2 separate regions of the Mus musculus genome follow, and region 1 is linked to region 2. The links are chromatin loops, found by intact Hi-C in ENCODE. Cell type or tissue: heart. All regions are shown on one strand. Links, peaks and the distances in the headings refer to the core of each region. The heading gives the core; the rest is flanking DNA. Region 1 holds the start of Defb42 (defensin beta 42). Region 2 has its middle 23 kb from the start of Gm17232.

Region 1 (8,609 bases), core at 392-8,391, 420 kb before region 2:
ACCAGCAGAAATGCATATATATGCACATATATACACATATATACATATATATATATCCTCATATCTTCAAAAGAGAACTTCCCACAATGCATGTGGTTTTGGAGAAGATGAAGATGGAGTTGAGCTACTAAATAAAGTCTTCAAAGAGAGTATGCCTTCAAAGCACAGTGTAATCAATAAAACTACACTCTACGGGCATCTTACAGACTACAGTGTGTGGGCCACTTGGCAACAAGCCTACCTCAAAGGACAGAATAACATCAGAGTTTGTATTAATCATTCATTACTGCCCCAAGGAGTGTGGGCCTAATGGCACTTTCCAAAGGCCACATCCTTACCTCCAGAGAACTACTGTTCAGTTCCACCTCTGGATCTAGGCATCTGACCTTGAAAACAGCCCTCCCATGAGAAAGCAGAGTTCCAGCCCAGCTACCCAGCTGCCCCCACAGTGAGGCTCCTCCCTCTTGCCTGCGGCCCTCAAGAGACCCAGATTGGTGTCTCAAGCCATTTGGAAAAGGAAGCTCTCTGGGGACTTTTCCACAGCAGAATCTGGCCAAACGAGTAAGTAAAACTGAAAGAGGAGACTTCTCCACTCGCTGAGCAAACCCTCTACTCTTAGTCAAACCCTGTTGACATGCTAAGAGCCTTTTGCTTCTTGGAACCCTGTGAGTATCTTTTACCTGTGCCCCTCCCAGCCATGAATTGCCTGTGCTCTGTAGTACTGTTTTGTGACCCCTGGGCTTTCAATGTGACTTGCAGGCAAATGACATAACCATTTTTCTCCTGAAATTTCAAAAGGGGAGAGGAAAAGTGCTTAGGCCTTGCGTGAGACTCCTGCTCTGTGGGTGGGGGCACTCTGCCCTTTGCTGAATGCCTTCAACTCGTGTGCTTTGAAGAAATGAGGGTAGTGCTGAACGGCACAGGGTCTCACTCCTCTTCTTCTGGCCTCTATAGAAGCTGGGCTCTCCCTGGAAGAGTGAGCTTGAATCCAGCGCCACCTAACCCAGATCATCTCTATAAACAAGGCTTCCAGACAGCTGTCTCGGCAGTTCCAGCTCCAGACCCTCCACAGCTATGAACCTGCGTCTTTCATGCTTACTGTTCATCCTGGTGACATCATTGCCTGCAGGTAGGCAGTGGACTATGGGTCTGAAAAGGTCTCTTAAAAGCTCAGATCCTAAAATTTTAAATAGATGATAGATAGATAGATAGATAGATAGATAGATAGATAGATAGACAGACAGATAGATAGCCTGATCTATGGGTATAAGCCCAGAATGGGAAGTTCCACCCACAGGAGATGGGCCATCAGTTTAGGGCTAGGTCATGGTTAAGGGTTGCCTTTCTCTATACTAACCATCTTTCACTATTTCCTGAAAACTTCCAGGACCTTTAGGAGAGCTCTTTTCATGATGCATACATCTCTACTCACCATATTCCTAATGTTTTATTTTAATTCAGAATCTCTCTATGTAGCCCTGACTGTCCTGGAACTAGCTATGTAGACCAGGCTGGCCTTGGACTCCTAGAACTGCCTCAGTATCTAGAGTGCTGGGGTTAAAGGTGTGCACCAACATGCCCAACTCAAATCCCTCTTCGTAGACCTAGACGCCACAGTCTTACTGAAGTATGATAGGAAGTAAAAGGATGGGTCCCAGAGGGAGAATGAGCAAGAGAAAACCAGCCCAGGTTCGTCCCTAGCTTTCTGAAGACTGGTTGCCCTTTCTCTATTCTTCAGGTCGCTGTTCGATCGGGAATAAGGGCATATCCTTTGAGACGTGCACCGCAATCGAAGGCTTGTGTTTCTTTGGTTGTAAGTTAGGGTGGGTATGGATTGCCTACTGTAACAACATAATGTCCTGTTGTAGAAAGGATACCGATTTTGTACTTCCTCAAACCAAAGGTATATGACCTAGCCTCACAGCTCCAGTTAAAAGGCCATGTGAATGATTAAACACTCCCAATCTGTCTGTGAGGCCCAAGAGCTCAAGAAAAAGTGGACGTGACGCATAAGGGTGACGCTGGCCACGTGTCTGTTTACTGGCAAAAGCCCAGATGGCATTTTGTAAGAAGCTTTGCAATAAATGGCACCCCGTGGTCTTCCTTGTCTTAAATCATAAATTTCCCGTTTCAAATTCACCTGTGTGGGACTGGAGAAGTGACTCGGTGGTTAAGAGCACTGGCTGCTCTTCTAGAGGACCTAGGCTTGTTTCCCATCACCTATATGGTAGCTCACAAGCATCTGTAACTCCAGTTCCAGGGGATGTAATGCTCTCTTTCAGCTTCTGCAGACGTTTCGCTTACGTGGTACACAGATACACATGCAGGCTAGACACCACATACATAAAATTAAATTGAATTAAAAAAAACAAACAAAACAAAGAACAACAAATTCAACGGCTCCATACAAGCCACAGGCCGAAGGAAATGACATTCTCCGAGAAATGTCCATGAGAATAAGAAAAAATAACTGACATGAAGCTCTCAGCATTTAAACTGTTTTGCATATATCAAGTTACTTAACCTTGAAACAAAATCTGATTTCTTTAAATGATGGATTTTTTTTCTAAGATCATACAAGTAATAACTTAGTTTGTCCTGGATTTGCACCCAGTCCATCTTCATTTTTTTGTTATTATTAATTTATGTATATTTCATCAGGCTTTAAGTACACCAGTTGGTTGTCCAATACCAAATGGTCAGCCCTGAAAAACATATAGCTACAAGTAATATATGAACTGAACATGTTATATTTACATATTTGGGAACACACACATGTGCACTACCCAGCCTGTCTTGACTGCATCTGCTTTCACTTGCGCTGAACTTCTTTCCTCTTGGGAAGTACAGGAGTCTGGCTTGGCTGTAGTTTCAATGAGCAGTTATGAATCCAACCAGAGACATGAAATACTGGGCCATCAAAACTCTTTTTTAAGGCTCAAAGCCATAAAGCTCTGTCTTCTGAGTTCCATTTCTGACTCCAGGCACAGGTCCCACCCATTGACATCACTACTTTTTTTTGTTTGTTTGTTTTTGTTTTTGTTTTTCAAGACACGGTTTCTCTGTGTAGCCCTGGCTGTCCTGGAACTCACTTTGTAGACCAGGCTGGCCTTGAACTCAGAAATCCGCCTGCCTCTGCCTCCCAAGTGCTGGGATTAAAGGCGTGCGCCACCACGCCCGGCAACATCACTACTTTTGCCCATGTATCATGGACCCTCAGGCTCAGGGTCAAGCCCTCCACACAATTGCCTTTTGCCAGCGTGCTTCCTTACCATCCATTCCCGTCGCCCATGCCTCAGGGGCAGAACCACCAGGCGCCATCAAGATCCTCATAATTCATCAATGAGAATGGTTGGCAGCCTCAGGTCAGGATTGGTCTTCCCCAGACTGTGGTCACAGTGCACAGTAACACTCTATGAGCACGGCAGGAGGAAGCCACCTGCCCACAGGTCTCCAGCTTCTGGTCCTCATACTTCCGGGGGGGGGGGGGCGGGCGGGGAGAGTCACAATGGGTTCACACAGCTAATAAGACTCTAATGACATGATACTTTGCTTAGCCCTTATGAGACCGTCTAGTAACAGCTATAGCATGTGGCAACCTGCACTGGCTCCTTAAAGCGTGTCCTCTTACCAAAAGAAAAGTGGGAGTGTTTGGGTCTTCCCGCTTTCGTGGATTGTCAGCCGATTCAATTCACAAGGACAAAGGGAGCAGAGACATCAAGGAGGGGGAGGGGTGGCAGGTGGGGGTTGACGGTGGTGGGGGATGATGGGAGTAGGTTGGAGGGGCTTGGGCGTGTTCCAAAGCCCTGTGGGTACCTACAGTGAATAAACCACACTGGGATCACCTGGGGCGGGGGGGGGGGGGGGGCGGGGGGGGGGCGGGGTGTAGATCAATGTTATTTAGGGTGATTCAAGGCCTATAAAGTTTGAGTGGACTGAATGTAGCTCTGAACTGTACAATTAAAAGGAATTGGGAGGAAGACTAGCAGTATGATTCAGTGGGTAAAGGCACTTGCTACCAAACCTGACTGTCTGGGCTTGATGTTGCCAAAACCCACATGGTAGAAGGAAAGAGCCTCTGATGCATGCATCAGCACATATCTGCATGTGTAAACACACGCACACGCGCGCGCGCACACACACACCACCATCACCACCACTACACACACACCATCTGGCTGAAAACCTGAGAGATGGAGAAACTTGGACCTTCTGGTGATAGACAACAATTAGAGTTGTTCCACCCTTTTCAATCTTCATAGTTTGAGAAAATGGACACATACCAGCTTGGGTAGGACTTTAAAAAAAAAAAAAACAAACAAACAAAAAAAACACAGATCAAATTTCAGTGCAATCTGTCGGTGGCCCCAACTGTGCGAGCTTTTGAAAGCTCTGGAGTTCCCTCAACATGGGAGGCTTCTACAAAGGAAAACCACAAGGGTAGGAAGGCCAACCCTTAGTTTTTGCTTCCACCACCAGGGGGCGCAGGCGCAGGCTTTCAGCCATCTTGCCACATCCCAGGGGAAGTCTGTAAGCTGAAAAAGTGTGAACTTGAATACTCAAAGCAATAAAGGGAACCAGACTTTTACACTGAAGCTTGGGGGAGGAAAGGAATAGGGTGGGGCGCTTACTAATACAGGTTGTGAGGACAAAATCCATCTCTGGCTGCATATGGTAATGAAGACCCTTAACAACAGTAATGTCTTGATTTGAGTATTTTTTTTTTTTAATTGTACATGAATGTAGACTTGGAAGCCATCTATCTGGGAGCTCAGTTCCTTGTCACTCTTTGTTGAGTGACATTAGGAAATGTACTTACCGGGGCTGGAGGGATGGCTCAGCAGTTCCAGAAGTCCTGAGTTCAATTCCCAGCAACTACGTGGTGGCTCATAACCATCTGTAATGGGATCTGACACCCTCCACTAGTGTGTCTGAAGACAGTGACGGTGCGTTCATATACATAAAAATAAACAAATAATTCTTTAAAAAAGAAATAAAGGAAGAAAAGAAGAGAAAGGAAAAGAAAGGAAAAGAAAAGAAGAGAAAAGAAAAGAAAAGAAAAGAAAAGAAAAGAAAAGAAAAGAAAAGAAGAGGTACTTACCATGGAAAATAATAACTACATAACAGGCCACAAGTAAGCTGGTGATGGAGAGCTTGAGGGAGTCTCTATATTCCTTTTAATTTCCTTAAAGCAGTGGACTTTCACAGGGGATTTCCACAATCTTTTTTTAAATTATTTTATTTATTTACATTCCAGCTGTTACCCCTTCCTCATCCCCTCTCCCCCAGTTCCTCATCCCACTCCTCCCCCTTGCCTTCGAGAGGGTGCTCCCCCACAACAGGCTTCTCCTTTCCTGGGGCCTCAAGTCTCTTGAGGATTAGACACATCTTCTCTTACTGAGGCCAGACCAGGCAGTCCTCTGCTATATATGTGCAGGGGGCCTCAGACCAAGCCGTGAATGCTGCCTGGCTGGTGGCTCAGTCTCTGGGAGCTCCCTGGGATCTGGGTTAGTTGAGACGCTGGTCTTCCCATGGGGTCGCCCTCCTCTTCAGCTTCTTCAATCCTTCTTCTGATTCCACCCCATCTTCTCCTCTCCTCTTTCCCTTGCCACAGTTCCTGCTTAAGTCTTTAATTCCCAGTATTCCTGCCCACCACCACCACCACAATTCCAGAGCCCCACACCCCCATCTCCCTTTAAAGCCTCCTTCCTTCTCCCTCTTATGGCCCTTTCTAGCCTCCTGGGCTCTACAGATACTTCCAAATTAAATACATAAATCCTTCAAAGCCAGGACCCACACCCACATATGAGGGAGAATATGTAGCATTTGTCTTCTCCTTCTCCTTCTCCTCCTCTCCCTCCTCCTCCTCCTCCTCCTCCTCCTCCTCCTTTGTTTTTTTGTTTTTTTGTTTTTTGCTTTTTCCAGACAGGGTTTCTCTGTGTAGTCCTGGTTGTCCTGGAACTCACTCTGTAGACCAGGCTGGTTTCGAACTCAGTAATCTGCCTGCCTCTGCCTCCTAAGTGCTAGCATTAAAGGTGTGCGCCACCACTGCCTGGATAACATTTGTCTTCTCGGTTACCTTACTCAGAGTAATGCATTCCAGTTTCATCGTTTTTTTTTTTTTCCTGCTAATTTCATTTTCCTTTGTGTGTGAATCACATTTTCGTTATTCATTCATTCAATGGACATATAAGTCGAATCCATTTCTTTGTTAATGTTTTTGGAATTATTTATTTATATGAGTACCCTGATGCTGTCTTCAGACACACCAGAAGAGGGTGTCAGACCCATTACAGATGGTTGTGAGCCACCATGTGGTTGCTGGGAATTGAACTCAGGACCTCTGAAAGAACAGTCAGTGTTCTTAACCACTGAGCCATCTCTTCAGTCCCCCAAATTCATTTCTTAATGACTCACACAATATTTCTAATCTTCGAAACACCCAGCTAGATCATCAGATATTCCTCATTCAGAGTTGGGTCACATAACCACCATCCAAAAGACAGTGAGGCGAATCAAAATGTCCCCATGTTCGACTCACCTGCACAGATAAACAAACAAACAAACAAACAAACCTCTTCTCAACAGTAAACAACAAAAGACAACACATAGAACAAGGGTAACAAGGAACAGGCCAACACCTGTGAAGATGGCTTTAAACTTTGAAGAAGGAATCAATAAAAGATGTTCAAGGATGCAAAGATAAAGACATCTAATACAGCATCCTGGTCACCTCCTTCCTGTCAACTTTAAATATGAGTGTAATCCCACAAAATCTTTGAATCACGCAGACTGAACCTCAAGCTCCTTAATAAAGTTTTTAAATAAGATTGTCATCAGAAATTCAGAAGATGAGGAGTCCGCCTAAGTCTCCTCCTAGATATCCAAGCCTTAACCAAGGAAGCCGATAACAGGACGTGACCAGCTGCATTGACAAGCAGCAGAGGAAAGACAAGGACCTTTCAATTAATAGGACCAACAACAAGTCATTCGGTCAGTAGGGACAACAATACATTGTTCATTAATTAGGGATGCCGCTCTGAAATAATAAGGCTGGTGGCTCATGCAGACCTTATCCCAGAATAAACTCAAAATGAATCAGAGATAGGAAATTATAAAGAGGGAGCCATAGGATTGCTTTATCATCATTTTACCTGAAATAGAGCACAAATGGCATTTTAGGAACTAGTAGGCTACATCAAGTGAATCGTTCTTCCCATGGAAAAGGCAAGAGGGAAAATAACCAGAAACACAACAAATAATAAATTCTTAGAAGCTGGTTAAAAGTTTCAAGTAAAATCTTTCAAATGTTAATTTTAGAAAGTCCTTGAGATTACTTCTATGAAGATATGATGTGTGTGTGTGTGTGCATTTGCATGTGTGTATGTTCGAGTGAAATGTGGGTGGTGTGTGCATGCATGTGCGTGTGTCTGTGTGTGTGTTGTGCATGTGCATGCTACAACCCATGTGTGGAGGTCAGGAGACAGCTTTGTCGAGTTGGTTTCTTTTTTTCCCTTCCCTTCTCTCTTTGTACATAGGTTCTAGGAGTGGCGCAGAGATGACCCTGAGCTGTCTCACTAGCCCAATATTGGAGTGCTTTTAAATGGAACACACCCAAGCTAAAAAAAAACCTTCTGCTACTCACAACGCAGCATTGTAGGCAACCTCCCAGACAAAACAATGGGGAAGAGAAGCTGGGCGCAACAGTAACCCCACGGACTGCCACTCACTTGAATTTTAAGAACATGGCACTGTGTCCAAAGCAGGGAAGGGGCTGTTTCTGGTGGGTGAGTGAGGAGGAAGAGGATGAAGAAAGTGTTGAGAACACTCTGGGAACCTGTATATGAACCCAAACATTTTAAGAGCCCCTCAATCCACTTGCACACAGAAGACCTGTCATCCACAATATTTCTTAATGAGTTCTTGGGCCTCATAGACACATTGGGAGCTTTTAATCAGTGAGTGGAGCTAGGAAGTGGGTCACATCATCCCAGAAAAAAAAAAAAAAAAAGTAACTAACAAGCTTTCCTGGGTAGCCTCTGAAAACCCCAAAGAGCTGGAAAGGCCTCCTAGGATAACAACAAATGCTGGAAGTGTTTCAGAATAGCAGCACAGATGTCCGGGGGAGCATAATTGTTCCTTCTGCGTGTGGTAGGCTAGTTCAGGGTCCAGTCAGAGCTCACCAGACCCCTGAGAGAACCAGGAAAGAGGCTAGCCCAGCCTTTCAGTTGAGCTCCCATTTTCTCTTCCAGACCTCAAGCATGGGCTGCCTGGCCACTCCCTGCCCTCTGAGTCTCTTCTCATCATTCTCAGAATGAGGCACTGTCCAGACAAGACCCAGGCTGTCCACCCTGTGGCGCCAGCAAGCGGAGAGCAGACAGCAGGGCCCCTGCCTCCACCACCTCCCTTCCCCTGGCACCAAAACAAATGACCTCATCTGAGGAACCAGCTCCTATCAGCCACCAGCCTCCCTCCAGGCCAGCAGAGGGATCAACGGGAGGGGAGGAGGCTGGCCCTGGGCTCTGCCTACTTTGGCACAGACCTGGTTCTGCGGAGCATCAGCTGCCGCCTTTAAATCAGGGAGGCTTCGGCTTTGTTCTTGGGTCCTG
Region 2 (8,609 bases), core at 478-8,477:
AGGCAGAGAGGCAGAGAGGCAGAGAGGCAGAGGCAGGTGGATCTTAGTGAGTTTGAGACAGTCAGGTCTATTTAGTGAGTTTCAGAGAAGCCAGTGCACTAGTGCTATATAGATCCTCCCTTTAAAAAAAAAGGGAGAAGAAGGAGGAGAGGGAAGAGGAGGGAAGAGGGAAGAGGAAGAGAAAGAAGAAGAAGAGGAGGAGGTGGAAGAAAAGAAGGAGGAAGGGGAGGAGGAGGAAAAAGAAGAGGAAGAGGAAGGAGGAGGAGGAAGAGGAGGAAGAGGAGGAAGAAGAGAGAGAGAGAGGATAAAAGAAAAATTACTACCACATAGAGGTCACAGACTTTTTTATACCAAAGCCAAGACGCATGTCCACTTCTTCAAGCCAGCTGAACATGGTAACCATTTGGCTGTTATACTAGAGTTCTCTAGAAAGCACCAATAGAATGCATATCTATTGTACAAGGGCACTCGTTACACCAGCTTACACGATAGACCCAGGTAGTCCAGGGATAGTAATCTGCATGTTTAACTCCAGTAGCTGCTCAGTCTGAGAAGCTGGAAGCCTCAGCAGTCCCAGCAGATGCTGAAGGCCTGGAAACTCCATGGAGAGCCTCTGGTATTGAATCTGCATTCCGAGGCCAAAGGAGTCCATGCCAGTGGAGGATGACTACAGGCCGGTCAGGACAAAAGGGAGCACAGGTAGGCAGTGTTTCCTCTGCCCGTTTATTGGAAAGTGTTGCTCACTTTTAGGGTGGGGTTTAACACCTCCCCCAGGCCCCCTCTCTAGAATTGTCCACACAGGGAAGTAGAGGAACAGAGATGCTCCAAGGTGCTGACCAAACTGAGGAATGTGGATGTGACCTCTCAGAAGTGACACAGCCCTTTGTTCAGAGGGCCAGCTGTGGCTTCATTAGGTTGGGCCAACTGCCCCAGTGTGCTCTGGGAGCTTTGTCACCAGCCCAACCTACAGCTTCCACATTCCAGACCCTGAATGTCACAGCCCATCTGGATGCCGGGAGAATGGGAATTGATTCCCCTGCCTTTCCTGCTTCTTAGTGAATACAGAGGATTCCCCTCCTGTTCACTGTCCACATCAGAACCCTGCTGCCTGTGATTGGACTGGCTTGGGGGAAGGCTGAGCTGCTGCTACTCTGAGGGAAATGATATGCAGCTGAGCCACTTGGGCAGTACAGGCAGGCCCCAGGCCCCAGGCCCCAGGCCCTATCTGGTGTGAGCTGATCCAATAGAAGGCTACATTATTAAATACCCTGTTCCTAGGCACAAAGCAAATGACTACATAGCCCAGCCTACAGGGAGATCCTGGAGGAAGGGAAACCTCAGAAGAGCATAAAAGCCCTGGAAGTGGCCACCTCACTTGCCACAAGGAAGTGAGTCCTGCCACGAGTGGTTTCTACCAGCCATGGATGGCGCAAGACTCTAGAGGCTTGGCTTCTCGAAATGTTCCTAAGCCATCTGTTAGACAGAAGGGTCCCACGATGCCTGCTTCTCACTCCCTTCAGGGATGAAGAGGCACTCAGGTAGGAAGACTTGCCAAGGAAGGTGATAAGTCTCCAGAGAAAATGATCACAACGCCAAGCCAGACCTTGAGAGTGTCTTACAAAGTCACGCCTGGCCAAGCCTCGTTTGGAAGGATTGCAAGAGACTAGTATTGGGACACATGCTTCTCCACTTGCCCACCTAGATGGATCAAGAACTTGGTTGGGAAAGGAGAAGCTACTCTGAGCCTTCCAGGAAGGGGAAGGGAGAGGGGTGAGGACTGAGAGCTTCTGGAACCGTAGGAAGATCTGAGCCGGGGAGTCAGGGAAGACCAGGCCGCCAGTGGAAGTGATTCCTAGAACTCTTCTCCCTGGGGTGTCACCTCACAGGGACAACAGTGATGAGCAAGCTTCTCTGGCCAATGTATCTGGAAATGAGGTCTTTGTGGGTTAAGATGAAGTCATAAGCACATAGCTGGTATCTTTATTTCTCAAAGGTGACTAGGACACAGACACACAGAGGGAGGTCATGTGAAGACACAGGCTAAGATGGCCATTGCAAACCCAGGAAGAGAAGCCTTGGGAGGGGCCAGTCCTGCTGCTCACAATCAGACTTCTGGTTTTCAGAATCATGACAACAGGGGTTACTGTTTGAGCCACCCACTCTGCAGTACTTGTGATAACACCTGTGGTGATTAGTTTTAACGATCAATCTGACTCACCTGATAGCCTCATAGAGTAACTGATTTTTTTTTCCAGGTTGGTCTATTGGCACATCTCTAGGAGGATGGTCTTGCTTGTTAATGTAGGAAGACCCAGCTCGTTGTGAGAGGTGAGGGGTCCTGAGCTATTGGACAGTAGAAAGTTAGCAAAGCAAGCAGACAGCACCGATGCGCTCACTTCTCTCCGCTCATGACTGTGATATGTTGTGGTCAGTTGCTCGGGATCCTGCCTTGACTTCCACAAAATGACAGACTGTGACCTGGAGCTGTAAGACAGATGGGCCATTACTCCTCTGGGTTCCTTGTGCTCATCAGAGCAACAGAAATGACACTAGACACCAGATCAACCAAAAAAAAAAAAATAGTACATCTGCTTCTCCTCTCTGGCCTCTCTTCTTCCCTCCCACTCCCCACCCTTCAGCTGTCCACCTGGGGGTAAGCTGGGTCACTTCTCACGAGTATTTGGGCTGGAACAAGTCCGTACCAGCTAGTTCTGTGTCAACTTGACACAGGCTGGAGTTATCACAGAAAAAGGAGCTTCAGTTGAGGAAATGCCTCCAGGAGATCCAGCTGTAAGGCATTTTCTCAATTAGTGATCAAGGGGGAAAGGCCCCTTGTGGGTAGGACCATCTCGGGGCTGGCAGTCTTGGTTCTATAAGAGAGCAGGCTGAGCAAGCCAGGGGAGGCAAGCCAGTAAAGAACATCCCTCCATGGCCTCTGCATCAGCTCCTGCTTCCTGACCTGCTTGAGTTCCAGCCCTGACTTCCTTGGTGATGAACAGCAGCATGGAAGTGTAAGCTGAATAAACCCTTTCCTCCCCAACTTGTTTCTTGGTCATGATGTTTGTACAGGAATAGAAACCCTGACTAAGACAAAGTCCTAAGTAAGGACCAGCATGACCTCTGAGGGAAGTACATAGGTAACCAAGCCCATGACCATTAGCAACCAAGTTGTTAAGGAGGGACCCTCAGCCCGGGAGCAGACCCAGAGTCTTCCATCACCCACAGGGACTCTTTTTTTGCCATGAGGACTCTTTAGTCAAAGGACGTGTGCCAAACGGCAGGCAGCAGGACAATGTGGTTGGTGTGAGAAGAAAAGATCACAACTTCTGCCGGTGTCATTAACTTCTTCCATGAAATTTAAATGTGCGTGACATTGGGTACAGCAATTCATTATATGATACATACTTCGGGAGGACCACAAACCTTTTGGCTGAAACCCACAAAATCAAGCAAGTAGGCGGCCAGCTTTTGTCTGTAGCCCTGGTAGTGGATTGTGCCTGCTGTGCTCCTTGGTGGTGCTAGATGGGACAGGAGCCAAGGCGGCCTTTCTTCTGGGAGATGGCCCAACCACATTCTATTTGACCACAGCAGGAGGCGTCTGCATGTCAGTCACCCTCCCAGTAAAAGCTGAGTCCCTGCTCTTCTGCTCAGAGCTAAGCTCAACAGAGCGGCCCCTGCAAGAAACCCCAGAAAACACAAGATAGGAAAAAAAGAGAGAGAGAGAAAGGAAAAGATTGGAAGGGACAGAGAATATGGAAGAGTGAGGTGGTGGAAGAGTAGGAACAAGAAAATCCAAGGGATCGAGGGAGCTTCCCTGCCCCTCCCCCATGACAGGATTTCTCTGTGTAATCCTGGAACTCTCTCATTCCTTCTGAAAGCTTCGATTTAAGGTGTGCACCTTCTTACAGTGTTGGCTCTGAATCTCAGACCATGGACTAGGCTTTCCTGCCTGCTCTCCCATCTCCCCTCCCTCCTGTAAATAATTGTTTTGGCCAATTCTAAGAACAGGGCCTAAGATAGTAGCTTCTGAGCTGGAGGCTCAAACAGTAGTGCATCGTAGAGCCAGCTGCCTAGCAGAACACCCCCAGGTCTATGGGCTCCACCAGTTAGAGAGGCTTGTCCATCACCTGTTGTCCCTGTGAAGCCACACCTCAGCTTCTGCCAGAGACACCCTCGGCCCCTGCTCATCCTTCTAACCTAGCCCCCAGAAGGTCATCTCCCCAGCCCTAATCTTCAGGGGGCCCAATGGGACTCACAGTATCACCTTTAATACTCCTCCCCTGATCACAACCACCCTGACCTCCACAGCTGCCCATCTCAGGAACAAGAAGCTAAAGCTATCACCATAGCAGTGTGCCAGGGCATCCAGGAGGCACACGTTGATTTATTTTTTTAAGCAAAAGAAGCTTCTGTTTAAAAGATGACAGTCACTGGTATTTCTAGAAGGCAGTGAATTTCCCTGGGGCTTGGAGGTACAGCATGTAAAGCCATGGCTCTATACTGATTCCGCGGAATTGCTGGGACGTAGCTATTGTAGCAATGTGTGCTGTCAGCACCAGTGGGCTATAAAGCGGTGGCTGGAGCGTAACTCTCTCCTCTGAATTGAAACCCAACACTATTGGCTCATTAACAGTCAGCCAGTGGCAGAGCTAGTGATGAGCTGGAGTCTCCTGGCTTCTTTCCTAAGCTCTACCCTCTGGCTTCCCACCTCCATATGTTCCTTACTCAAACCACAGCAGAGAAGGTCTAAGAAAACAAGTCTGCCAACAAATGGCTTTCAGACTGCTGGCCTGCCACCCACCGCAGTTAGTAGAGCCTAAGGTGCCCTCTGCTGGAAAACTATAGAATACATTTGTGTGTGCACTTAACTGAGTTTCCTTGGCATCTTTGATTGTCAGAATTTGCTATTTGTTAGAATAATGCACATTTTGATGTTCTTCTCCATGGACCAAGCATGAAATCTCTAATCTGTCAGAATTAAAACTCTATAAATTCATATTCTCTCTCTCCTTCCTCTCTCTCTCTCTCTGAAACCTTTTGGTCTAGCCGAAAGGTTCTTACTCTACAAGTCTCTTTGAGGTCCTGAGCCAGGTACCTAACACCAAACAGATACACAGTGTCCATCCTTTTTATTTCTGCTTTTCCATAAGCAGTGTGGAATTTCTGAGAAAGATTCATATGGAAACAGAGCATTAATTAAAGGACACTGTGACAGAAGTTACACACGCTTGGAGTTCCATCTGCCCAGTTCCCACACTTCCCTAGGTAAACTGTAGCCTTAGTCTTTTATGCACCTTTCCAAAACTTCAAAAACACCTATCTGGGCTGGACAGATGGCTCAGAGGGTAAATGCACCGTTGGCAGAGCCTAATGACCTAAGTCCAATCCCCAGGACCCACATGTCGGGAGGAGAGAACCCCGCCCCCATAAGTTATCCTCTAACCTCCATACATGTGCCATGGTATGCTCCCAGTAAGACATGAAATACTTTTAAAAGTAAAGTAAAAATGCATGCATGCACACATACACATATATATTGTACTGGCTAGTTTTGTGTCAACTTGACACCGCTGGAGTTATCACAGAGAAAGGAGCTTCAGTTGAGGAAATGCCTCCATGAGATCCAACTGTAAGGCATTTTCTCAATTAGTGATCAAGGGGGAAAGGCCCCTTGTGGGTGGGACCATCTCTGGGCTGGTAGTCTTGGGTTTTATAAGAGAGCAGGCTGAGCAAGCCAGGTGAAGCAAGCCAGTAAAGAACATCCCTCCATGGCCTCTGCATCAGCTCCTGCTTTCTGACCTGCTTGAGTTCCAGTCCTGCATCCTTTGGTGATCAACAGCAGTATGGAAATGTAAGCCGAATAAACCCTTTCCTCCCCAACTTGCTTCTTGGTCATGATGTTTGTGCAGGAATAGAAACCCTGACTAAGACAAATTGGTACCAGCAGAGTGGGGTATTTCTGTGACAACCTGACCATGTTTTGGGGAGGTCTGTGGAAGGACTTTGGAACTTTGGGCTTGAAGATCCATTCGTTGTTAAGAGCTCTGTCAGATGTTTTGTAGGAGCTTGGAAGATAATGTTGAGGACAGTGCAGAAGATGGAGGCCTGGGTTGTGAAATTTCAGAGGGAAAATTAAAGACTCTTTTGAGGGCCATTGTTGTTTTGATTGTGAAGATTCTGTAGTTCTGGTTAGCTGGGGCTGAAGAATCAGCTGTGATTAACAAGATACCAGAACTACTAAAGCAAAAACTTTGCATTACTGGGACTATTGATGCTGGTTAGCCGGAGCTAAGAAATTAGCGGTGATTAAGAAGAGACCAGCATCATTGAGGTGACATCTTCTGGGAAGTGTTTTCTGAGAGCACAGTGGCTGTGTTCCAGATATAGCCAACGTTGTACATTGTGCTGTGGCTAGACTTGGTAATGTGTAAGGGTCACCCAGGTGGTACTGGTTGGTTTTGAAGGCATGAAGGAGTTGAGCAGAGCAGCTGAGGCTTGGCACTGTGAGAGGCCATGGAAGGCCATTGGTGAAAGTGCAGCCTCAGTTGCAATTGATGGCCCAGGACTGAAGGGGTCATGCAGTGTTTTGGAGATGCCAGTACCATGAGATGACCACCAAGAGCAGCAGCAGCAGTGGGGTACAGGCATCTGGAGCCTAGAGGATGACGCGTGTGCTACAAAGGGCATGGCTGGAGAAGTGACCCAAGCCCTTAGAGGAGCCCAGAAGATCGTGAGTTGGATCCCAGACATTGGACGGTTGGAGATTGACTTTTGCTTTTGATTGTGACTGTGCCCTTATATTTTCCCTCTTGAAAGAAGAAACTGTTTTAGTGGAGCCCACAGTTAAGAGACTTTTAATTGTAAAAAGACTTTGGATTTTTAAAAAGATGGATATTTTAAAGAGATTGAAATTTTAAGAATATGTAAAGGCTGTGGGACTTTTAAAGTTGTTTAGATCTTGGGGATGAATAAGAATGTAAGGGTTGAGGCTTACTAGTGATGTTTTTGTGTGTCAAGGGGTCAATTGTACTGGCTAGTTTTGTGTCAACTTGACACCGCTGGAGTTATCACAGAGAAAGGAGCTTCAGTTGAGGAAATGCCTCCATGAGATCCAACTGTAAGGCATTTTCTCAATTAGTGATCAAGGGGGAAAGGCCCCTTGTGGGTGGGACCATCTCTGGGCTGGTAGTCTTGGGTTTTATAAGAGAGCAGGCTGAGCAAGCCAGGTGAAGCAAGCCAGTAAAGAACATCCCTCCATGGCCTCTGCATCAGCTCCTGCTTTCTGACCTGCTTGAGTTCCAGTCCTGCATCCTTTGGTGATCAACAGCAGTATGGAAATGTAAGCCGAATAAACCCTTTCCTCCCCAACTTGCTTCTTGGTCATGATGTTTGTGCAGGAATAGAAACCCTGACTAAGACATATATATAGGAAACACACACACATCTCATTACCCCTTCTATCCCTACCAGTCCATTTCTCAGATTCATGACTTTTGGATTGGCTTTTAGTTTATTCAAGGTCACTTAGTGCATATTTGATTAGAACTACTTATTGGGCTTAGCGAGGTCACCAGTAAGTACACAACCGAAGGCAATTATTCTGTCCTTGAATCTATCCATACAGTGGCAGTATCGTTCAATTACATCATGAGTTTTGACCACTCTTATTTCCCATTTCTCTCTCTTGCTCTCCTCCTCTGCTTCCTTCTCCTTCCATTCCTATTCTCAAATAGCCTCCCTTCTCTTTTCATGTCTTTCTGTGCACATTCGTGTAGATAGATAAATGATAGATGATAAATAGATGATAGTTGAAGTATAGATAGATGATAGAGAGATAATAGTTGAATAAACGTGTGTGTGTGTGCGCGCGCGCGTAGAAAGGTAGGCACGCTGGGTTTGAAGCCCTGCTCTGTGCTTACTAGCTCTATGCCCCAGGAGAACTAGTTTATCAGTCTCCTTCTCAATGTGCCCATATGTAAATCAGAACAACCACCTTACAGGATGGTTGCAGATTAAAACAGATAATCTGGCTTCTGAAAGGGTATTGAACTGTACCGGGAGCAGATACAGCTCCCTTCCTGCACTTAAGACTTTCTCCATAAGCACACTGCCCCTTCCATCTGTGGGGGGTTGGTTCCAGGACACCTGCAGATACCAAAATTTGTGGATGTTTATAGCTGGTACATAATAAAGTGGTACACACTACTATATAATCCATGTATCATTTAAATCACATGTAAATATATTTGAACATCTAACACAGTGTCCATAGGTGCTGTCTTGATGGTTGAATGGATGTGGGGGGTGGGGGCATATCTGGATGTTCAGTGCAGACACAGGATTTTCCACCTTGAATACTTCTGATCTGCATTTTATACAACCCAAAGTTACAGAGACATAACACACATTCTTTTGTGTATTTTGGGGGGTGGTTTTTTTTTTCAATTTATTGCATGAAGGAATTACACTAGTCCAAATTAAAAGTGGACCCCAAATGATTCCATTAAACAAACTGAAGTGGGAAAAAAAAAAAAAAGCTTGTTACAAGGAACAGAAGGAAATTCTGCTCTGCCAGGAAATCCTCACTCTTCAGAGAGCAGCAAGCAATT

What was found. Hi-C counts contacts between places; a loop is a spot of excess contacts. Peaks named below come from ENCODE experiments on the same cell type or tissue, not always from the same donor. Only the 100,000 strongest peaks of a DNase experiment are listed, where the experiment ranks them.
Region 1: it touches region 2 in a loop (6-fold over the local background); 7 of 42 quality-filtered maps call a loop at or near these places.

What each region holds. Positions count from the first base shown.
Region 1 is chr14:63,046,490-63,055,098 of GRCm38, forward strand. Defb42 (defensin beta 42) reads left to right here and starts at 502. Exons shown (of 3, transcript NM_001034910.3): 1 at 502-561; 2 at 955-1,129; 3 at 1,739-2,117. The coding sequence starts at 1,075. The coding sequence ends at 1,911. 2700070H01Rik (RIKEN cDNA 2700070H01 gene) reads left to right here and starts at 8,584. Exons shown (of 3, transcript NR_046019.1): 1 at 8,584-8,609. In heart, for the core only: a CTCF peak has its summit at 4,476 (motif pointing right); a DNase peak (open chromatin) is centred at 4,482; H3K4me3 peaks cover 230 bases; H3K27ac peaks cover 1,599 bases.
Region 2 is chr14:63,466,454-63,475,062 of GRCm38, forward strand. No RefSeq gene overlaps it. Among named protein-coding and RNA genes, the nearest start is that of Gm17232, 23 kb to the right of the region's middle. In heart, for the core only: a CTCF peak has its summit at 4,839 (motif pointing left); no DNase peak of the experiment used is centred there; H3K27me3 peaks cover 904 bases.